Regions from separate parts of the Homo sapiens genome. Here all the other regions are linked to region 3. Evidence: chromatin loops called from intact Hi-C (ENCODE). Cell type or tissue: endothelial cell of umbilical vein. All regions are shown on one strand. Region 1 has its middle 67 kb from the start of CCDC144NL-AS1. Region 2 holds the start of KCNJ12 (potassium inwardly rectifying channel subfamily J member 12). Region 3 holds the start of LOC105371589 (a long non-coding RNA gene).

What was found. A loop is a pair of places that touch in the nucleus more often than their neighbours do. Peaks named below come from ENCODE experiments on the same cell type or tissue, not always from the same donor. Only the 100,000 strongest peaks of a DNase experiment are listed, where the experiment ranks them.
Region 1: a loop joins it to region 3, with 15 times the contacts of the local background. A loop is called at or near these places in 3 of 110 quality-filtered maps.
Region 2: a loop joins it to region 3, with 3 times the contacts of the local background. A loop is called at or near these places in 2 of 110 quality-filtered maps.

Annotation. Positions count from the first base shown.
Region 1 is chr17:20,797,351-20,805,350 of GRCh38, reverse strand. No RefSeq gene overlaps it. Among named protein-coding and RNA genes, the nearest start is that of CCDC144NL-AS1, 67 kb to the left of the region's middle. In endothelial cell of umbilical vein, CTCF peaks have their summits at 3,400 and 3,602 (motif pointing left); a DNase peak (open chromatin) is centred at 3,590.
Region 2 is chr17:21,372,508-21,380,507 of GRCh38, reverse strand. KCNJ12 (potassium inwardly rectifying channel subfamily J member 12) reads right to left here and starts at 4,151. Exons shown (of 3, transcript NM_021012.5): 1 at 3,595-4,151. RefSeq lists enhancers at 6,428-7,163, 7,164-7,899, 7,900-8,000. In endothelial cell of umbilical vein, no CTCF peak of the experiment used is centred here; no DNase peak of the experiment used is centred here; H3K4me3 peaks cover 1,009 bases; H3K27me3 peaks cover 566 bases.
Region 3 is chr17:21,508,259-21,516,258 of GRCh38, reverse strand. It overlaps LOC105371589 (a long non-coding RNA gene), which reads right to left and starts at 2,696. Exons shown (of 4, transcript XR_934332.3): 1 at 1-2,696. RefSeq lists an enhancer at 4,028-4,649. In endothelial cell of umbilical vein, CTCF peaks have their summits at 3,103 (motif pointing right) and 4,505; DNase peaks (open chromatin) are centred at 3,098 and 4,538; H3K4me3 peaks cover 553 bases; H3K27ac peaks cover 335 bases; H3K27me3 peaks cover 140 bases.

The DNA of each region.
Region 1 (8,000 bases), 710 kb after region 3:
GGGAAGGAAAAGAGATGAGGGCAGAGTAGTGGGCAGGGCCAAGATAAAATAAAGCCATATGCATACTGCTACATTTTTTACTTGTCTAATATATTTCATTAAATATAGACAAAACTTATTATAAATAAAGATATAACTTTTGATGTTTGTAAGGTCATCTGTTATTTGCACTCCTTTTTTTTTCTTTTTTTTTTTTTTTTTGAGGCAGGGTCTCACTCTGTCACCCAGGCTGGAGTGCAGTGGTGCGACCACAGCTGACAGCAGCCTCGACCTCCTGGGCTCAAGCACTCCTCCCACCTTAGCCTCCTGAGTATCTGGGACTACAGACACATGCCACCGTGCCCCACTAATTTTTTATTTTTTGTAAAGACAGGGTTTCTCCATGTTACCCAGGCTGGTCTCAAACTCCTGAGTTCAAACAATCTGCCCACCTTGGCCTCCCAAAAAGCTAAGATTACAGGCATGAGCCACTGTGCCTGGCTTGTTATTTGCATTTGTGATTTTAAAATTCCATGTTTTTTATCATAAGATTGTCAGGTGCTTTCTGGACAGGAAATGACTTAATTTATGACTCAAAATACAAACAAATGTAGGTGATCAAATGCATATCTATGTCTTCAATGGAAATATATATACATATAAGTCATTAATGAAGACAAATGAGAACATGAAATTCATGATATATTTTCTTTTCCATCATCTAGCCCCCTAAAGGAGAGATCTGTTTCATTCAGAGCCCTGGGTTTTGTTTTGTTTCATGATTTGCTTTTTTTTTTTTTAAATAAGAGTTTATTTATTTATTTATTTATTTATTTGAGACAGGGTTTCACTCCCATCAGCCAGTCTGGAGTGCAATGGTGTGATCTCAGTTCACTGCAACTTCTGCCTCCTGGACTCAAGTGATGCTCTTGCCTCAGCCTCCCGAGTAGCTGGGAGTACAGGCACGTGCCACTGCATCCAGCTAATTTTTTGTAGAGACAGGGTTTCACCATGTTGGCCAGGCTGGTCTTGAACTCCTGAGTTCAAGCGATCCGTCTGCCTCTGCCTCCCAAAGTGCTAGGGTTATAGGAATGAGCCACCGTGTGGCCAAAAGAGTTTATTTTTTAAAGAAAATTGACTTCTTTGAAAAAGTAGAAATGAGGCCGGGCGCGGTGGCTCACACCTGTAATTCCAGCACTTTGTGAGACCGAAGCGGGTAGATCGCTTGAACTCAAGAGTTCGAGGCAAACTTGGCCAACGTGGTGAAACCCCGTCTCTACTAAAAATACAAACATTAGCCGGGTGTGGTGGCAGGTGCCTGTAATCCCAGCTACTTGGGAGACTGAGGCAGGAGAATCGCTTGAACCCGGGAGGCGGAGGTTGCAGTGAGCCAAGATCGTGCCATTGCACTCCACCCTGGGCAACGAGAGCAAAACTCCATCTCAAAAAGAAAAGAAAAAGTAGAAATGAGGAAGTGGCCAGCCTGTGTGGGGATCTAATCAAACAAATCTTCCCTTGATGAGGGTAGTGCTTAAGTTGAAAAAAAATTTGCCTATATAATAAATATTGCAATACTTTATTTTATTATTTTTTTTTGAGATGAGGGTCTCGCTGTGTTGCCCAGGCTAGTCTTAAACTCTTGGGCTCAAGGGCTTCTCCTGCCTCAGCCTCCCCAGTGGCTGGGCTAATAGGCACACACCACCGTGCCCAGCTCTACATACTGCTTTTTTTTTTTTTTTTTTTTTTTTGAGACTGAGTCTCACTCTGTCGCCCAGGCTGGAGTGCAGTGGCGCGATCTCCGCTCACTGCAAGCTCTGCCTCCAGGGTTCACACCATTCTCCTGACTCAGACTCTGGAGTAGCTGGGACTGCAGCCTCCGGAGTAGCTGGGACTACAGGCGCCGGCCACCGCCTCCGGCTAATTTTTTGTATTTTTTAGTAGAGACGGAGTTTCACCGTGTTAGCCAGAATGGTCTCGATCTGCTGACCTCGTGATCCGCCCGCCTCGGCCTCCCAAAGTGCTGGGATTGCAGGCATCAGCCACTGCGGCCGGCTCATCCTGATTTTTTTTTTTTTTTTTTTTTTTGAGACTGAGTCTCGCTCTGTCGCCCAGGCTGGAGTGCAGTGGCGCGATCTCGGCTCACTGCAAGCTGCGCCTCCCGGGTTCACGCCGTTCTCCTGCCTCAGCCTCCCGAGTAGCTGGGACAACAGATGCACGCCACCACGCCCAACTAATTTTTTGTATTTTTAGTAGAAGACAGGGTTTCACTGTGTTACCCAGGATGGTCTCGATCTCCTGGCCTCGTGATCCGCCTGCCTCAGCCTCCCAAAGTGCTGGGATTACAGGCTTCAGCCACTGCGCCCGGCCCATACTGATTTTTAAATTAAAAAAACTACATTCTATATTCCCATCATAGCTTCTCCCTAATAAAATCTTTGTGAGTGTTTATGGGACTCCTTCCCTGGAAAATCTGCAAGCAGCCTGGTAGCTTTATATACATAGGAAAGCCAAAGGACAAACTAGGAATTATGTCAGAGATGGGGAAAGACTAAGGATCTTACCCAAATCAGTTGAAAATCAGCTTTAAGTATAAATGGGCCAGGTGTTGGTGGCTCACACCGGTAATCCTAGCACTTTGGGAGGCCAAGGCGGGCAGATCCCTTGAGGTCAGGAGTTCGAGACCACTCTGGCCAACATGGCGAAACCCCGTCTCTACTAAAAATACAAAAATTAGCCAGGCGTGGTGGTGTGTGCCTGTAGTCCCAGCTACTTGGGAGGCTGAGGCAGGAGAATCGCTTGAACCCCGGAGGCAGAGGTTGCAGTGAGCTGAGATCACGCCACTGCACTCCAGCCTGGGCGACAGAGCGAGACTCCATCTCAAAAAAAAAAAAAAAAAAGTATAAATGAAGTACAATTAACATTTTATAATTTTATAGAGCAAAAGTTCATAAAAATAAATATTCTAATTAAGTCTTTCTCCTACATCCTATAAACACTATTGCCGAACCCATTTAAGATTGTAGATAAATTATATCATGCCATGGGTAAAGATTTTCAATAAGGAGTTGCTGGGGTAAGAGTCAAAATTATCCAGCATAAATTCACTGACAGGGATTTCTGTTCAATCTTTTTAAAATTCTAATACCCAATTTATTTCCTCTAGAGAATAACTGATGTAGAATCATAACCTCTTTGGTGGACCTTGATTTTTCCATCTGTAAAAGTATAGAACTAGCTTGGTTTTTTTTTTGTTTGTTTTTTGTTTTTGAGGCGGAGTCTCGCGCTGTCGCCCAGGCTGGAGTGCGGCTGCGCGATCTCGGCTCACTGCAAGCTCCGCCTCTCAGGTTCGCGCCATTCTCCTGCGTCAGCCTCCCGAGCAGCTGGGACTGCAGGCGCCAGCCACCACACCTGGCTTTTTTTGTTTTTTTGTATTTTTAGTAAAGACGGGGTTTCACAGTGTTATCCAGGATGGTTTACAATCTCCTGACCTCGTGATCCGCCCGCCTCGGCCTCCCAAAGTGCTGGGCTGACAGGCCTGAGCCACCCCGCCCGCCCGGCTACAACTAGTTTTGAACTTAACAGTCAACAAATGCCTACCCTCTCCGTATCTGTCTGATTAGAGCGCCCTCATGTGTGCATTTGTTGTAATGTTTTAGAAATCTGAAAAAATATTAATCTCAGCAGTAAAACAATAAACAATGTCTTCATTTGCACATTTATGATAGCTTTAAGTATTACTCAGTAAATGCTAAAGGCAAATGCTGTAGTATGTTAATCTTACTGTCGTTGGCTATCAAACCTTTCATATGCCAATTTTATTCTAAAACAGTCAAGTGATTGTTTCGGTTTAAATTTTAATTTAATGACAAAGGATTTTTTCCCTTAAAACTTCTAAGTATTTCACTATAATATTATTTCCTCATTAGGCTTAAAGGAAAATATGTGGTCAATTGAGTTGTTATTTATTATACATGATAGCTTGACGTCATCATTTTAGGGAGAGAAAACAGCTCCAGGGACCAATTCTAACTCAGTTTTTTGATGTAAGCATTTACTTGTCGGCCAGGCACAATGGCTCACACCTGTAATCCCAGCACTTTGAGAGGCCGAGGCGGGTGGATCACGAGGTTAGGAGTTCAAGACCAGCCTGGCCAAGATGGTGAAAACCCATCTGTACTAAAACTATAAAAATTAGCCAGGTGTGATGGCCGGCACCTGTAATCCCAGCTGCTCGGGAGGCTGAGGCAGGAGAATCACTTGAACCCTGGTGGCAGAGGTTGCAGTGAGCCAAGATCACGCCACTGCACTCCAGGCTGGGCAATAAGAGTGAAACTCCATATCAAAAAAAAAAAAAAAAAAAAAAGAATTTACTAGTCTAAATCATAACAATGTAATTTCTTCCTACTCAAAGAGAGTACATTGGAGGAAGCCAAAAGAGAAGGTTATTTATTTATATACTTTACTTATTTATTTATTTATTTATTTTTGAGATGGAGTCTTGCTCTGTCACCCAGGCTGGAGTGCAGTGGTGTGATCTCGGCTCACTGCAACATCCGCCTCCCGGGTTCAAGTGATTCTCCTGCTTCAGCCTCCCTAGTAGCTGGAATTACAGGTGTATGCCGCCACCACTAGCTAATTTTTGTATTTTTAGTAGAGATGGGTTTTCACCATGTTAGCCAGGCTGGTCTCAAACTCCTGACCTCAGGTGATCCACCCGCCTCAGCCTCCCAAACTGCTGGGATTACAGGCATGAGCCACCAAGCCCAGCCTAGAGAAGCTTATTTTTTAAAAGAAAATACACACAAAAAAATCAAAATCTCCTAAGTCCAATTGTAATTTTTTTTGGCTTTTAAAAAATGTTAATGCCCTTAAATATTCTCCTATCCAGTCATTGTATTTTAAATGGCATTCCTCCAACAAATATTTGTTGAGCCTCCACTACGTGCCAGGATTGAAATTTCAAACTGAAGGAGGCAATAGCTACTGAAGTAAAGCAAAAAAAAGTACTGGTTGTTTTTCCTTCTATAAAATGACCTAGAAATAACCGCTTTACCCAGGAGAGTTGCTGTAATGATCTAATAACATGATATATATAACCACAATTTTAAAAGAATGAGGTGTTATTAAAATGTTTGCAAGAGAAACCCTAGTAATTCCAAGCACATATTTTAGGAATGGTTTCTTGTGTAGAAAATCCTTGAATGTGAGGCTCTGCTGATTTTTTTAATACATATTCTCTGCTTGTGCATGCAGATTTTTTTTTTTTTTTGAGACAGAGTCTTGCTCTGTCACCCAGGCTGGAGTGCATTGGCACTATCTTGGCTCACTGCAACTGCCACCTCCTGGTTTCAAGTGATTCTCCTGCCTTAGCCTCCTGAGTAGATGGAATTACAGGCGTGTGCCACTACACTTGGCTAATTTTTGTAATTTTAGTAGAGATGAGGTTTCACCATGTTGGCCAGGTTGGTCTGAAACTCCTGACCTCAGGTGATCCTCCTGCCTTGGCCTCCCAAATTGCTGGGATTACAGGCATGAGCCACCATGCCCAGTTGAATGTGTATACTTTAATTAAAATTTTTCTTCAAATTTTTCATGACAGGACAGAAAGTGGAAAGACAGAATTATGTCACCTAAGAAAAGAAGTCTGAACTGTTCTTTTCTTCATTGCCTCTTATGGTCTTTCTCTTAGCAAGGCATGGCACGAATTGGTTGGAGATGATACCAGTTGAGCCAAGAGGTCAGACCGGCTATACCAGACTAGACAGAAGGGAGCAATGGAAAAAATTCCCTGAACCCAGACACCAGCAGTCCTTGATATTCAAATGAAGGCAGCATATAGATTATCTTAGTGGCTCTGTGGTCCTAGGGCCCTGAGGAAAATGGAACAGACCGTGTTGGTTTCCTCCCATCATGGGTTGGAACCCACTTCCTATTCTCTGCCTCTTCTTTCCTGTCTCCCACATATCCACAGCCTCCCTTCCTGCTGTCCTCAACCCATTCAGAATCCTCCACTGTATTCCAGAAAAGTTTCATGCCCCACAATTCTGTCTTCTCCATAACCCAGTTTAAATTGTCATGTTTTCATATGGCCTATTGTTCAATTATCCCCAACTTTTTAAAGTGTGATGACCCCCTCCCTGCCCTTTAAAACTTATTATGGAAATCATTTAATATGCCAAAAGTAGATAAAAATCTAACAAATTCCTAGGTACCCATTATCTTGCTTTAACTACTAGCAACATATGAGACCAGGCCGGGCGCCATGACTCACGCCTGTAATCCCAGCACTTTGGGAAGCCGAGGTGGGTGGATCACCCGAACTCAGGAGTTCAAGACCAACCTGGCCAACATGGTGAAACCACCATCTCTACTAAAAATACAAAAACTAGCTGGGCACAGTGGCACATGCCTATAATCCCAGCTACCCGGGAGGCTGAGGCAGGAGAATTGCTGGAACAATGAGCCAAGACTGTGCCACTGCACTCCAGTCTGGGCGACAGAGCAAGACTCCAATTCAGAAAAAAAAAAGTTAGCCAGATGTGGTGGCACACGCCTGTAATCCCAGCTACTTGGGAGGCTGAGGCAGGAGAATAACTTGAATCCAGGAGGTGGAGGGTGCGGTGAGCCGAGATCATGCTATTGCACTCCAGCCTGGGTGACAGTGAGACTCTCTCAAAGACAAAAAACAAAACATATGAGACCAGCAGTTTGACTAGGTTAAAACACAGCATGAAAGTAGGTAGTGATTAGGGAATCAAACAACTTTTGAAATGAAAATTATTATAATAAGGTTGGGTGCAGTGGCTCATGCCTGTAATCCCAGCACTTTGGGAGGCTGAGGCGAGTGGATGACTTGAGGCCAGGAGTTCAGGAGCAGCCTGGCCAACATAGTGAAACCCTGCCTCCACTAAAAATACAAAAATTAGCCGGGCGTCATGGCGCAGGCCTGTGGTCCCAGTTACTCCGGAGGTTGAGGCACAAGAATTGCTTGACCCCGGGATGGGGAGGTTGCAGTGAACTGAGATCGCACTACTGCACTCCTCCAGCCTGGGCGACACAGTGAGACTCTGTCTCAAAATAATAATAATAACAATAATTTTTAAAAATAACACCTGATTTTGGGAGAGGCAAAAAATTTAAAAAAAGAAAATTATAATATTTGAAAGTAGAAAATCAATGGAAAGATTAAACAGATGAATAGTATGAATGAATAATTTGTGACCTAGAAGATAGCCCCAAAGAAGTTACCCAGAATGCACAGAGACAAAGAAATGGAAAGCGTGAAAGATCATGGGTCATGGACGATAGAGTGCAAAGATCCAATGTATACCTGGATTTCCAGAAGGAGGAAATAGAGAAAATGGGGCAGAGGCCATATTTGAAAGGTTATGACTGAGAATTTTCAAGAATTAATGAGACCCAAATTCTTAAAGAAACTCAGTGAACTGCAATCCAGAAAAAAAAAAAGAAATCCACATCAAGACACATCATAGTGAAACTACAGAAAACTGAAGAGAACGATCCTAAAACAGCTAGAGAGAAATATATCTTACCTACAAAGAAACAAATGAAAATGACAGCAGATTTCTCAACAGAAACAGAAGAAGCCAGAAGATAGCAGAATAACACTTCTAACGTCTGAAAGGAAAATCATTGTCAAACTGGAATTATATCCCAGTGAAACTATTTTTCAAAAGAGATCTTGAAACAATGATATGTTTTTCGATTATTGGGTGATGGAAGACACCAGCAGCCAGGAGTTCACATACCCTATAGGCAATTCTTGAGGTTTCTAATGAGAAATTCTGAGGAACTGGGGTTCGTAGAAGTGGCAAACACTCATAGGCTGAGAACATAAAAACACTCAGGAAACAATGACTCTAACCATAACCACCATCAACCCCACCTCAATTTTTAATCTCTGTAGCCCTTTGGTGACACTAGAGATATATGGTTCAACTTTGCAGATCTTGGGAGAGAGCACTTCTGCTCCATTTCCCCAGGACTACCGCCCCAAAAAG
Region 2 (8,000 bases), 140 kb after region 3:
AGAGTGACCCCATCTTGGTGGCAACATCTGCCTCTCTTGCCCCCCTGAGTCTGTCCAAGAGTCTCCTCTGAGATAGTGAGATCCCTGAGGGCAGGGGCTGGGTCTCCCCGTATGCAATGCCCATTGATTAAGCACTTCTGTATGGCTACCCAGCACAGGGGCCACAGCTAGGCAACAGGGCCTGGGGTCTCCAGCCCCAGAACTCAGCCCCCACAGCTCTCACCAGCACAGCAAGGCCTCTGTGGCTGGAAGAAGCAGTCCAGACATGGAATCATCGAGCATTTACTGGGCACCTACTCTGTGCCAGGGCTTAACTAGGTCCTAGGAATACAGCTCCCGGGAGCTGGGATGGCATGCAGGCCTCAGGCCCTGTGTGGGACCTGCCTGGTGGTAAGGCAGGGAGAAAGCTAGCCTGGCAGTCAAATGCCCCTGAGGGGTGTGTCTGTGGAATGGGGGAAGGTGCAGTTCTGTCCCTGGGAAAGCACCAGGGCTCTGGGTCTGAGCCCCACAGGCTGGTGCCTCCAGTGCCTCCCTGGGCCTCCAATCCCTGTCTGCACAATAGAGCTAATGCCACCCTCTGCACTGGCAGGCCATTAGGAAATTAAGTCAGCTGACCCAGGGCTGGGTCCTTGGCCAGTGCCCAGCGGGGGCTCTGGTCCTGCCCCGAGCCCAGCACCTCAGAAAACCCACCTGCCTCTGCCAGGCCCCCCCCCACCCCCAACCCCATGGTGCCTCTGAAGCTCTGGCCAACCTGCACACGGCCCAGTTTCAGGCCAGCTCTCTTTCATCTTCAGCCTTTCCCTGCTGCCGTGTCCCCATCACGCTGCCAGTTCCCGGCACAGCCATCCCGTGGGGCTGAGCCCCCACCCACCGCACCTTCCATGTGGCCAGCCAAGCCTCCACCCCTCCTGCTGCCCGCAAGCTGCCCCCTCCCTGACTCTCCTCCACGCTAGCCGGTGGCAGGGCTCCAAGGGCAGGCCCGGGGAGGGGCAGGTGTACCCATGTGTCGCTCACAGTAAAGCCCTGGCCAGGGCCCAGCCACAGGCACCAGCTGCACCTGTTGGAGGAAGGGCCCAGCCCAGAGCTGGGCCTGGGAGCAGGGGGGGTGAGGGTGGCCACTGGGTGGGCACCGTGTGTACCAGTAGCCTTCTGCCTGGGGACCTGGCGAGGGCCACAGAGGTTGATGACAGTAATGATGCACTCACTTCCGCCCCAGCCATATGCCAAGGCCTCCGGGTGCCACGCTTGGTACTGCCAACTGTGGCCCAGGGTACCGGAGGCCTGGCTAGGCAGAGAAAACTGCCCATAGGCAGAACCGGCCCCAGTGCTGCAGAGCTGCAGGTGCTGCTGCTGCTGTTACTCCTGTTATCACTGCTGTCATTATTATTTTGCTGTTGCAGGGCCACTCAGTGTTACTTTGTCCTGCTTCAAGGAGACCCAGGGATGGGGACACCATGGCCCTGGGGCAGGAAGGCTGGTGGGGTAAGCGCCTGGCCTGGAAAGAGCTAGGTGAAGGCATCTGTCCAAACCCAACCCACTGCATGGTTTTAGGCAATACCCCTCCACCACTTCCCAGGCACCTCTTCCTTCCAGCACAGTTGAGGCACATTCCTGGAGGGGTCCCCTCCGGGGCAGCCTGGAAACCTTATGGGGTTTTGACGGGGTAGCTGCAGGGGGAGTGTCCAGAGATGGACTGACAGCTCAGGTCCTGCCCCTCCCAGAGAAGGCTCCACCCCCTTCAGTGCTGGGGATGAGGGGTGTCAGCCATGCCCTCCCCTGGGAGGGGAAAAAGGAGGTGATAGAGGACTTGGAGCCCCTACCTGCCAGCTCTGGGTCAACAGCCAGCATTTACAGACTGCCTACTGTATGCCTACAGCGGCCCTCCAGTGGAGAAGAGGGGTGTCCCTGTGGCCCAGCACACTGGAGCCACCCTCCTCGTCTCCAGGGTGCTCGAGTGAGTGCCCTCCGCCCTCACTCCCTGCTCTCTCTCAGGCGGCTTGGCCCCACCAAATGGCAGGCCCCCAGGGTCCCCCTCCTAGAGCTGCCAACCTCGGGTCCCCTGTCTGGTTGGAGGTGCCACCAGAGAACTGAGGGGCAGACTTCGCTGTGAAGTCTTTTGTTGGGGGGGGCGGTCCCAGCAGACACTGAGGGGCTCTTCTCAGAATACAGAAGGGAGTACCCCTCAAAAAGAGCGAAAGCCTCTGGTGGCGCCCAGGGCTGAGATGGACCTCCCCTCTCTGACCCTCGCCCGCCACAGGGCGGCGGTCCAGGGCGGAGCTGCGCGAGGAGGGGCCGCGGAGGTGCAGCGCAGCGCGAGGGAGGCTGGGGTCCAGCCGCGCGGCCAGGGACCGGCTCTCCTTTGGCATCTCAGAGGGGGCGAAGGCTAGGCCCAAGGCTAACGCCTTCCGGGTTCGCACCTTCCAAAGGCGGCTGCCGATTTCAGTGGCGTGTGGGCGCCTCGGCGCTCTCGGAGACGGAGCCTGTGAACCTGGGTTTGGGGCGCAGATGTGGGAGCCAGGAGGTCCCCAGCGCTTTATTGCAGGGCTCGAACCTGGGTATAGGGGAGCAAAAAAGAAACTAGAAATGGCCACAGGCAGCGCGGTACTCTAAGATGGGAACGCCCCCTGGGAAATGGGGAGGGGGAGGTCCCAGGTGCGGGCGAGTCCAGGCTGTGAGGAGGCAGGAAAACCTCCCAGAACAAGACCGTCCCCAAAGAAACACTTTGACCCCCATTCTGATCACAGGTTTTAAAATATTCACATGACATGGGCACGCTGGATCAAAACCGAGGCACAGACACTCGCTTGGGCCTCAACTCCCATCTGAACCCCCCAAGGAGCGCCCCACCCCAGCTGTCTCTGCCCATGAGCCCCTGATTCCCGCCCCGCTCCCCCAGGGCACCCGGAGAGGCCGTGCGCGCGCAGGGTGGACCCTGGCCCTGAAACCCTGGGAGCTTCTCAGCCAGCGGCCATCCCCTCGGAGATCAAGGCCGACTTCTAAAAGCAAAAGGGAGCCTCTGGACTTGGCTGACTTGCTGGCATGGAATCATTTCCAGAATATTTTTACTCCATTACAGCACGGGAGGTGAGAAAGAGACACGACTCCAAGAACCCGCAGGTCTCTGACGGGAGGCATTCTCGGGGCGGCTCATATAGCCCGGGCGCCCACCTCCGAACCCCACCTCGATCGCGGGGTCTCCGGGAAGGTCACGCGTAGGACCCGTGCCGCGCGCCAGAGTGCTTCCGCACGCTCCCTCCCGAGCCCCCTAGTGCAAACCAGTCAGAGGGGGGCCGAGGGCTCCTCAAAGTTTCCCGGAGCGCCCCCCAGGACGAAGGTTAGCCAGGAGCAAAGTTCCTTGTGGTGGTAGCCGGAGACATGGCAGGAAAAGAAAAGCTCGCAGTCAGCATTTCCTCCGATGTCTCACCAAGGGAGGGAAAAAAATAAAACGAGAGGAAGAAAACACCCTCCCGCTCCACCTTCCCTGTTGCTGCACAACCTCGTGCTAGCTCCGGGCCGGGCTAGTGGCGAGGCGCGGCCTGCGGGGAACTGGGGCCGGGCCCGGGAGGGACCATGCGCCCGCGGCCGCGCACTTACCTCGGTCAGTGGCCCGGGCGCGGCGCGCTCGGCGTCCTCCAAGCTCCGGGCGGCCGTTCCTGGCCCCGGCAGCTGCCGCGCTGGCTGCATCGCCGCCGCTGCCGCCACCGCCTCAGGGCAGCTCCCGGGGGCGCTCCATGCCGAGGGGCGCGTCTTCTCTGCAAAGCGGATCGCCCTGGTCCAGCCACGGGTCGGGGGCGCGCGCCTGGACGGCGCCCCCGGCCGCTGGGCGCTCGCTTGGGCCGGGGCGGCTGGCGTCGGTCCCTCGGTCCGGCTGTGAGCACGGCCGGCCCACCCCCTCCCCCGCCGGCTGTTATCTGATCTCGGGCAGGGCCCGGCGCGCTCCCCTACGCCCCGGCGCCCCGCACCTCCTCGCAGGCTCTGACCGCGCCAGTCCCCCTCCCCCGGCTACTGTTCCCAGGGAGGCGGCAGCAGTGGCGGTGTGGCCGGGAGAAGACGGGGAGCGAGGAATGGAGGGCGAGGAGGCGGCGGGAGGCAGAGGCTCGGCGCGCACCCAGCTCCGCGCCTCGCTCCACCGGAGCTCAGCTCGGCAACTCCTCTAACTCTCCGCGGAGAGCACGCCCGCCCCGCGCCGCGCCGCGCCGCGCAGCCGCTGCACCAGCCTACCACGGCTCCGGCCTGGCCCCGAGCCCCTCCTAGTCCCGGGCCGCCCCCTACACACACACCGCCAGCCACTTGCGCACTGGGACGCGCGCGCGCACACACACATATATATATACACACACACACACACACACACACACACACACACAGGCACGACTTCCCGGGGACATGCGCGCACACACACATACACACACATGCAGGCACGTCCGCCGGGGACACGCGCGCACGCACAGGTGCATGGCGAGCACACACACAGGCATAAACATGCAGGATACATGCCCCCACATGCATGATGTTCGCAGGGGCACATGTGCACACTCGCTCATATGTGCACATGCAGGATGGCATCTGCACGTGTGCATACGCACACACAGGTCTAAGCTTGTGCATTCCCACAGAGCCCTTTTCCCCTGCACACCAGGCACGCACCCTCTACACACACCATCCCACCCTAATAGCATTTTTCTCCTCTCCATCTTGAGCTGCTTGGCTTCTCCCATCTCCTGCCTTCTCTGTGCTCCTCCCTGGACCTCTCTCTGCCGACCGGATCCCCATGTGACCCCCTTCTCTTTCGAGCCCCTGTCTCTGGAGGCTCAGGCTTTCTTCCCAACCTGTCCCCAAATGCCCTGCCCTCCCAGCTTTCTGAGGCCTATTGTCTGGGCCTCATATCTCTGAGCCTCCCGCAGGGGCCAAGTCTTTCATCCTGGCAGACAGACCTGCTCGCCTGGACACTGACCCAGGGGAACTCCATTTTGTCACCAGTCTGACCCCCAGCTCGGCCCTAGGGCCTCAGAATTGGGCCGAGGAGGCCAGTCTGTGCCCAGAGCATGAGCCTCAAAGGGCTCCTTGGCCCCCTTGGCCTCCAGCTTCCCCTTTAATGTGAAATATAATTATGTGTCTGCACAGCAGGGAGACTGGCTGCAGGATTCTAACCGAGGAGGACGGCTCTCTGGCCCGCACCCAGATTGCTGGCGGCTCAGAGCAGAGTGATCTGCAGGCCCCACCAGCCCTAGGATCCTGGCCCCAGGCAGCTGGTGGGTGAAATCCAGCCCAGCACTCACCGACATCAGTCTGCCCTGGGTTTGAATCCCACCTCAACTGACTAGCTGTGGGACAGGTCACTTCACCACTCAGTGCCTCTGTTTCCCTGTTGTCAGTAGAAATCACTACACTCATGGGGCTGTAGCAAGGATTAAATGAGATGAGTCTACCTAAAGTGCTTAGCACTTGACTTGGCTGGTAAAACAGCCAGGCGGAGCACTCAATATGTTCTGAGCTCTGTGCTATGGACCCAGCTAGAATTATTTCATTACCACTGCGGCCATCTGTGGTGGATAAGCTCATTGGCTCCATTTTACAGATGAAGGAACTGAGGCACAGAGGGGTGGTCACTTGCTTAATTACAGAACTACCAGATGGTGGAGCCAGTACGCAGAATCAGGTGTGTCCTCAACTTAGGGCTGCAGTGGAGAAAGAAGGGGCATCGCAGAAGTCTGCAGCCCCCACCCTGCCCTGCCTGGCACACTGTGTCCTGGTTTCCTCCTCCTCCTGGGAGAAACAGCCTCCCAGGGGACCAAAAGCTCTCAGGAAACTTCCTTCTTCTCCCTCCGAGTGACCAAGGAGGGAAATGACTCAGCTCCCCACCTGCCCCTGCTCCATTTCCCAGATGGGGAAGCCCAAGCCAGCTGCGGAAGAAGCCTCAAACCAGCTCCCACCCTCAGAGACCACTCAGCTGTCCCAAGAGGAATGGGGCCTGAGACATCCCTCCCTCGAGGCCTTACTCTGGTGGCCTAGAAAGGGGCAAGGGAATGGACGGGAACACCTCAGGGCTCCTCTGGGTCTAAGATTCTGACAGCTCCTGGGACAAGTGGCTGTGCCCAGGGCATCCTCACGCCTGGAACACCACCCCCCCCTTCCCACACACACACACACAGGGCCCCTGCCCAGGGGCTCGACACCCAAGATGACTACTGTGAGTCAGGCCAGGTCTCCGCCCCTCCCTATCCCCACTCCCAGAGCCATTATCAGACCCATTTCACAAAGAGGGCAAGCGTCTTGCCCAAGGTCACCCAGCAGAGACGCAAGCCTGACTCCCTGGGCCACTCCCTTGGGCTCCACGTCCCACCCTCCCAACCCACGTGCAGGGTCAGAGTTCAATTCTTAATTGTAATTGCAACCCATGAGCAGCCATTAAGGGCCCCTCAAAGCAAATCCCCTCTGCCACGCCACTGGGCACCAGCCTCCCTCCAGGAGGGGCTGGGACACAAAGAGGCAGGGATGTGGGCAGATCTCTCCCTAAGCAGCTCACACATCTGCCCCAGGGATCCCCACGTGGGCAGAGGGGCTCACGGCCCTCCCGGGGTGCTGCGTGAAGCCTGAGCAGAGGACATCCTGCCCCTACAGTGTGGAGGGGGCAGTGTCGAGAGTGGCTGGGTGAGGCCAAATGGACTGAGCCCAGTACCAACGCTGCCCAGCAGGAGACCTGGGACACGTCCCCTGCTAAGGCCCCACTTCCCTCTCTGTAAAATGGGGGTGATCGTGACAGCCGAGGCCATGAGAGTAGTAACTTTCCTGGCACAGCCATGGGAGAAGCCAGGGAGATGAACAGCAGTCAGCTGTCCCACCACGCACACACCTTCCCAACACCCTGAATTTTGTGCCCTGCACCTGGCTTTCCCTTGATCCCAGATTCTTTCTTCCCCTCCAGGATGGGAGCTTCTCCAAGACAGGGGTGAGACTGAGGCTTGTTTGCAGCCCAGTCTCTCCCAGCTTTGGGTGGGCGTGTTGGCTGTTCAAGACGCCTTTGCATATCTGAGTGTCCCTGGAGCCACAGGCCCAGGAGACAGAAGAGCTCCTCGGCTCATTTGGAATCATGGCTTTGTTTTGAGGAAAGCAAGGCCCAGAGAGGGAAGGTTGCTACGATGACCACTGAGCTGTCCAGGGCAGGTGTCCCGAAGGCTGGTTTCGCTGCCCTGTGTGTAGGAGCCCCAGAGCTGCAGCCTCTCGACAGCAGCTGCCAGCTCTTGTGGTAATCACATCTTGATGCCACAATGCCGATGCGCTTGTGGGAGGCATAAGTCCATCACCGAGTGAGATGTGAAACCAGACGGCCCTTCCCCAGCGGCTTTGCTCGCCCTGCAGGCAGCTGCAACCAGTGCTCCCCAGAGTCCCAGCATCTCCTCCCCTCCAAGATGCCTCCTCCCAAGAGCCCACTGAGACTTCCCCTGCCCACCCTAGACCTTGGCCCGGCTTTGGCCCTCACGTCTTCCCACCATCAAAATGTAAAATGAGCTCTCAGCATGCCCAGTTTAACCTTTCTAGGAGTGATAGCCAAAGTCCCTGAGGCCCCAGACACCCTCCCCCTCTCAGCCACTCTTTTCTGAACACACTGGCCATTCAGGCCCTTGGGCACCAGTAGCCTGATTCTGTCACTGGACCTTGGGGCCTGCCTCCCCCTCAGTCAGGAACGCTGTCTCTCTGAACTGCCTCACGTGCAAGGGTAGCTGTGACGGCACATCCGTGAGGGGCCTGCCGACCACCAGGACGCACCTGCTGTGCTCAGCTTGCTTTCTTCCCTAGCTGGCCACTCTCTGAGGTGTCTGGCTCACTGTGGTCCCCCCACCAGCATGGCACCTCCATGAGGGCAGAAGCATGTCCTTCAGGCGTGTCTGCAGCCCAGGACCTCACATGCTGAGGGCATGCAGTGAGTGCAAAACGAGTGCTCACAGACCCGACTCAGGAACGTCTCATCCATGAGGGATTCTCTCACCCTGCTCTGCGCA
Region 3 (8,000 bases):
CTTACCAGCCCAGAGGTAGCACCAGAAAAATCAACATCACAAGCACACCAAATCAACCTTATCTGTCAGCTTCCCCCATAGATCTACCTTCCCACAACTTGTTATCCAAAGAAGCTCAAGGTCCCCTTCCTTTGTCTTTCCACTTCTCTACAAATACATTGCTCTCTCATTAAGATGCTAATAAGCCCAAGTTCTAACCACCTTTTTGAGTTATTACTTATCACTGAGCTCTCCCATGTGTATTTGCGATGCATGAATTAATAAATGCGTTGTTTTCTCTTGTTAACCTGGCTTTCATTGGTCTAAATTTGTGGGGCCAAGGCAATAAACCTTAGATGGGTGGAGGAAAGATTTTTTCTATACTTACACAGCAAAATTGAGCTGAGCGTGCAGAGAGCTCTCATATACACCCCTCACCGGCCCGCATGTGCTCACGTGCGCACACACACACACACACATACACACACACACATGCACAGCCTGCCCTACTGTCCATGTCCCACATCAGCAGGGCGCATTTGTTACTACTGCTAAACCCACACCAACACATCATTATCACCCAAAGTCTGTGGTTCACATTAGGGTCACTCTTGGTGTTGTATTGTCAGTGAAAAGAGCCAAACTCTGTAAAATATTTGAAGAGATTTATTCTGAGCCAAATGTGAGTGACCCAAGGTACAGTCAGTCTCAAGAGGCCCTGAGAACATGTGCCCAAAGCAGTTGTTTTACAGTTTGGTTTTATACGCTTTAAGGAGACATGAGTCATTAATCAGTACATGTGAGATGTACATTGCTTCAGTCCAGAAAGGTGGGACAGCTCGAAGGGGGTCGGTGGGAGGAAGGCTTCCAGGTCATAGGTGGATTCAAAGATTTTCTGATTGGCAATTCATTGAAACAGTTATTATCTAAAAACCTGCAATCAATACAAAGGAGTATCTGGGTCAAGATAAGGGGTTGTGGAGACCAAGGTTCTTACCATGTAGATGAAGTCTCATGGAGGTCGCCCTTAGAGACAATAGATGGCCAATATTTCCTATTCAGACTTTTAAAAGGTGCTAGACTTTCAGCTAATCTCTAGAGGATTGGGAGGGCCTGGAAGGGAAAAGAGCTAGTTATGGTAATAGAGATTCTTTACGGATGCAAATTTTCCCCACAAGAGACAGCTTTGCAGGGCCATTTCAAAATACACAAAAAAAATCCTATTTTGGGGTAAAATATTTTTATTTCCTTCTTTATCTGTCATATGATGTTATACGAGAGTCAGGTGGGAAAGAAAGCTGTGTTATATATAGGGTTAAATAAAGCCCATCTGTTGAGATGTCAGTTTCTAGGGTATGACTCCCCAGGCCCCTTAGATAGGAATTTGGGCAAGAGAGAAAAAATGTCAGTTTAGTCCTCAGTACATTCTGTGGGTTTGAACAGATGTCTAATGCCATATCCACCACTGTCATATCATACAGAGTAGTTTCACAGTCCGGCAAATCCCCTGTGCTCTGCCTGTTCATCCCTCTCTCCCCCAACCCCTGCCAACCACTGCTCTTCTTACTGTCTCCATGGTTGTGCCTTTTCCAGAATGTGACAGAGTTGGAATCTTACAGTATGCAGCCTTTTCAGATCAGTTTCTTTCAGTTAGTAATATGCATTTAAGGTTCTTTCATGCAGCTCAATAATGTTTGGCAGAGACTCAAAGGCAGGGAGAGGAATGGGAAATCTGCGGTGGAAAAGGGGAAGAGGAGTCCTGATGGGGTTGCCAGCCACCAGAGGCGGCTGCTAGTGAAGTGGCCTCATTGTCTGGGGTGACACCCAAGGTTCATTGTCTCACAGCCACAGAGATCAAGGGCGAGGACACACAAAGGGTGAGGTTAAGAGTGGAAATTTAATACGTGAAAGAAAGAGAATAGCTCTCTGCTACAGAGAGGGGTCCCGGAAAAATAGGTCGCTGATGCACAGTGGAATGCAAAGATTTTTATAGATGAGCTAGTGGGGAGCAGTGTCTGATCTACATCGGGTGCGAAAAAACAGGACCAGGTGTGCCATCTGCATAGGGCACGAATCTCTGGACGCCCCCACACCAATCTTTTATTACGCACGTGGGTAGCTACTCCATGTTGCTTATTTCTTTCTTACTGTGCATGTGTTAACAACAACAAAAAATAATTAGGGAAGGTGAACCCCCCATGGTGGACATGCCTGGCGCCAGGTAGTCCCTTTTATCAGTGCAGCTGCAGGCCTCCCCCACCCCCCTGCAAGCTTCCAGCTTCCTCATCTATGTTTGCAGCTCCATCTTTCAGGCTGCTCTTTGTTAGAAAGAAATGATTTCTTGGGATGTTTTTTGTTAGAGTTCTGCCAAGGACTCTTTTGCCCTATCTGCCTAAACAATTTATTTCCATCTCCTGTATCCAGTCAGGGGATCCTACCTGACTGGTAAGAGGGTGCCTATTTGGTTCTCCCTGTTGGTCCTAAGTTGGAAGCAAGGGCAAAAAGGAGGGAAGCCGTCAGTGCAGTCCTGACCATTAGGGTTGCTGTATGCAGTTTCCAGCTGGCTGCTTCACAGACTGTGGGTCAGAGCGTCACCAGGCTCTTGGGTGGATTTTTTAAATCCCACGGACTGAAACCCTTCTTTATTATCTCCAGTCACTTGATCACCTTTCTTTGACAGAGACAGTTTATTCAGTGTTGCTATTTAAAAAAAAAAAAAAAAAGCTGCTACTATTACTACTACTACTACAATTACTATTTATAATAATGGTAATAATTACAATAATGATGAATCCCAGCAAGGACCAAATAATTATAATTACTGATTTAATATTTATACATAAATATTTACTAAAATATATAATCTATATATTACGCATATTTGTACTATGACATTTATAGTATCTACATAAGTATATATTATTTGTGTATTTATGACAATTTATATTTATAAATTACATAATAAAAAGAATATTATTACTACTACTACTATAAACCTCAGGACGCCCCCCCACCCCCCACCATAACCTAATATCCCGTTTAACCATCCGGCCACCCAATCCCACGTCGCCCCCGCTGGTAGAGCTTGCTATATATAAAGGTGACCGCCAGGTGTCGCTAGACAACCAGCGTGAAAGCCAGCCGGACGGATCCGGATCGCGGGCGGGCGGGTAGGACGCCAGGCCTCGTCAGGGTCCACCTCGGGTCGCATTCCCACCTCGGGGTTCCCTGGCAGGCGTGAGTGGAACCGTGAGATCCCTGGCAGCCAAAAGAAGCCTTGGAAAATTTGGGGAGGAGCGCCCTAGGCCAGGGACAGCTGCCGAGCAGGGGACAGACTCCCCAGCGCCTCCCGGGCCAGCTCCCCACCCAGAGTGGACTTCAAAATTCACCGGGGTCGACCTACCTCAGCCTCCCCAGGGGCATTTAGAAATTTCTGCAGACAGAAAGCCCCTCCTGCGTCCTCTTCAGAAGTATAACTGTTTATGTCTAATCACTATTTATGTAGATTTATTATTTATAAAGTATAATTTATACTTATAATTCTATAAATGTATATTATTTATATTGACATAGTTTTTAAATGTAAATAAATTATTATTTGTTTATAATACTTGCTTATAACAATTACTATTGCTATATAAATCTCAGGTTCCCCCATCCCCCTACCCTTACCTCCCCACAGGCCTCCCCCGACGCCCTTCTCTCCTCGCCTTTCCCCCTTCTCCTCTCCCAAATTCTAGTTGCCCATCTGCTTGGTTGGGCTGCTGGTCGATCTGATCAGCTTTCTGAGGCCACATCAAAACTGCAGAAATGAGGCTGATCGACCCAGCAACTCTAACAAAGATCATCCATGGGACATCTGGTCGCCCCTCTATCTCGGAGCCAGAGGCTATACGCTCTTCCCCGGTGGGGAGGGTGGGGCCCCAAAGTCCAACCACAAGATCCCATTATGCGGGCCACGGCTAAATCCACTGCGCCTTCCCCGTTTTTCTCGTACTGCCCAAGCCAGTCTCCACCTCCAAAACAAGACTCAGAAAAAGGTGTGAAGCTCAAGTCGGATGACCATGACCCACGCGTGGCCACGGACGGGCCCATGCTACCCTTCGCAGTCCTCCTGGAACAGCCGGGCCGGTCCTCACCTCCGGGTCGGGGCTTGGAGATAATGGGTGTAATGGAAGGCCTGAGGACCGGGCCCCACGCCAGTCAGCGTCCGGGCGGGATACCCCATCCCCCGTTCACACTCTCGGAAGGCCCAGCGATTCCCGCGTGTACTAATTGACCCGCTCAGGCCACAGCACTCCGAGCTCAAGAGCGCGCCTACAACGCTGACCCTCAGGTTTAATCTCCGACGAAAGGACGAAGAGTACACCCAGCAAAGCCGGGCTCATCCTGCCAGCGCTGCCAGTCCCCTGGAACTCTGCACCGCGCCCTGTGGCCAAATCCCCTTTCTTGCCGGCTTCGCCAGAGCGCCGGAGAGAAAACCTTAACAGTGCAGCCAGGTGGCGCCCGACAGCCGGCGCCAGCGGCCGCGGATCGGATCCGCATCTCCGGCGGGCGAGGCCTCTCCTAGTCCCTGACCAACTGGGATCGCGTTTCTCGGCCTGGGGCGGGTGAAGGAGCTCCCAGTTGGCACCGCCTGGAATGGCGCGACCCCGCAGCCGAAGGAGACTTGAAAATTTTTCCTAACTACCGTTCTGCTCCGAGTGACTGCTACCTGCGAGGACAGACAGCCCACGCGGCTCCGGGCCGGGCGATCTTCCGCGGGAACCGGGAACGTTTCCGAAGACCCCCGCAGGCCGGCGCCCTGCCTCGGCTTCCCAGCGCAGCGGGGTCCCGGGCTCCTCGCGGATTAGAAAGTTTTGCTGGGCTCTGGCGGCGGGAGAGACAGTGAAGTTGAAACCGTGAAAGGGAGAACATGGGTGAATCGCTTTTATTCTGTCTTTTCGGAATGGGGAAGCCTTTCTAAAGCATTAAATAAACCCAGAAGCCATCAAGGAAATGATTGATCGGCTTGACAACATAAAGTTTGAACAAAATACACAAGCAAAGTCAAAAGATAACAAATGAGTGTGGGGATCGCTTATGCATAAGATAAGAATATTGATTTCATTCACAGTAGCCAAGATACGGAAGCAACCTAGCCAAGATATGGAAGCATCTACTAGTGGCTGAACGGATAAAGAAAATGTGGTGTATGTACACCACGGGGTACTGTCCCGCCTTTGAATAAAAGGAAATCCTGCCATTGGCGACAACATGGATGAACGTGGAGGTCATTGTACTAAGAAAAGTAAGCCAGGCACAGAAACAAATACCACCTGGTCTCTCCTGTATGTGGAATCTGAAAATAGTTGAACTCATAGAAACGGAGAGTAGAACGGTGGCTACTTGAGGCCGGGGGAAGGGCAGGAGGGGGAAGATGTTAGTCAAAGGGTACAAGGATTCAGTTAGACAAGAGGAATATGTTTTAGTGATCCACATGGCACGGTGACTGTAGTTAATGCATTTTATATGTCAAAATTCCTTAAATAGTAGATTTTAAATAATCTCACCACAAAAAAATAGATGTGTTGGTGATGGATATCTTAATTAGCTTAAAGTAATTGTTCCACCAATGTATACATATATCAAAACATCACATTGTATCCCATGAATATATACAATTATGATTTGTCAATTAAAAATAAACTTTAAAAAATCTTTTAAAAATATTTCAGCATTATTTACTATAATAACAAAAAAAACTGGGGTGGGGGATAATAGCCATTGATTAAGAGGGGTCGGGTTAAATAAACTCCAGTACATCCACACCGTACACTGTGTGAATTTGTTTTGTTTTAGATGAGATAAATGTTGATGATGAAATGTTAAATGAAGAATTTAAAACAAGTATTAAGTTACCCCTATTTCAACACGTTAAATAGCTAGTAAAGACAGTGTGGTATGGACAGAGGGAGATGATCTACAGAACAGAAAAGAGACCAAAACAAATGCACCCAGCTGGTGTTTGACAAGCATGCAAAAGCACCTTGTGGGAGGAAAGGTAGCCTTTCCATCAAATGGGAGTAGGGCAATTGCACATCACAGGCACAGCAAACAAGCACGCAAAACAAAACCCTTGACCTAGACACTGTCAACTTTAGAATCCCAGGCCCCCACCAAATGAATGGACCCCCTCTTGGCCAAGGGGACCTCAGGAAAATCTTAAAAGTTTAGTTCTAGTCATGATGGGGTGGGAGGTCAAACACGCCTCATTATACCCCCTGCCTTTTGGGGTTTAGACCAGCATTAATGTTAACACAGAGATCAGAAGACTGACAGAACAGACTCTGTGGCAATAAAATGCCAAATTATAAACAGGACCTAAGGCCATGCCAGGCAAGGGTTAAGTCATTAACCCTATGCTTAAAGAATAAACTGTGTTCTAAGGACCACAAGGCTTTTCTTTTTCTCTAGCAGCTAAACAACCACTGGCCTCAAGATAGACAAGAGTAAAACAATTTCCAGCTCCACCACCCACTGACTTACTAAACCCCTGCTCTACCAGCCATAACTTCCTGATAAGACCACCAACCATGGATTGTCTTTGGCTGGTTTACAGAGGCTGCACACTTGTGTGACTTCATGCCCTGAAAAGACCTGTTGACATATAGGACCTAACTGTAATACATTTAAATGTTAAGTCTCCACCCCAAAGTGAACATGGGTCATATGCTACATGCATGTCTGTTCAATATGCATGTGTCAGGACCACCTTCATGAATATTCATAGCACCTCCTATAACCTGTTGAATATGTATGTTTAGCCTATCTGCCCAGCATAAAGCTGCTACCCTAACCCCTCCTCCTTCGAAGTGCCTGTTTCTGGTCCCTTGGCTGGGATGGCCACCTTGAAGGCTGTAATCCTTATGAGAAATAAAGTCTCCTCACCTTTCTTAATGGATAAATTGTGGGGGTTCTACCCTCACACCTCATACAAACATTAACTCCAAATGGATCACACATTTCAATGTAAAATGTAAAACTATAAAATTTTAGGAAAAAAAATTCTTAGAGAAAATTGGGATCTAGGCTAAAAAAGGAGATTTTATACTTGACATCAAAAGCATGATTCATAAAGAGAGATGGGTAAATTGGAAGTCATCAAAATTAAAACCCCAGGCTCTGTGAAAGGTCCTCTTTTTTTTTTTTTTTTTCGAGATGGAGTCTGGCTCTGTCGCCCAGGCTGGAGTGCAGTGATGAAATCTCGGCTCAGTGCAACCTCCTCCTGCTGGGTTCAAGCGATTCTCCTGCCTCAGCCTCCCAAGTAGTTGGGACTACAGGTGCGCACCACCACTCCCAGCTAATTTTTGTATTTTTGGTATAGACGGGGTTTCACCATATTGGTCAGGCTGGTCTTGAACTCCTGACCTCGTGATCTGCCTGCCTTGGCCTCCCAAAGTGCTGGGATTACAGGCGTGAGCCACCACACTCAGCTGAAAGGTCCTTTTAAGAGAAGGAAAACAAATTATAGATCAGAAGAATATATTTACAAACCATATATTCTACAGGAATGTGTAAAAAAAAAAACCTCAAAGTGCAACGGTATTTTTCTTCAAAATCCAATTACAAAATTGATGAAAGACATGTTAAAGTATGCCCCCTGCAGAAAGAAAAAATGACTCCCAGGAGACTAACTGAGGTGCTCAAAGTTAAAATGGAACCAGGGAGCCGTAGCTGGGTGACAGAGCCTTCATGTACTCTGTGTTCTCAGAAAGATGTTGTAAAAGTATCACAAGACCTCCCTTCCACAACCAAACCAAACCAGTTCCTGTTGTCAGTGCCAAGATAACTGTATCCTGAGCACCACTTCCCTGGACCCCTGACAGCCATTTATAAGAAATTTCTGACAGTCTTCTGCTTAAGGCTTAAAGAACAAGTCAGAACTCCCCTGCCCTGGCCAATCAGGACTCAACTGCATCAATCAGGGTTCACCTGTATTGACTAATCAGGATTCAGCTACATCCACCGATCAGGACAGC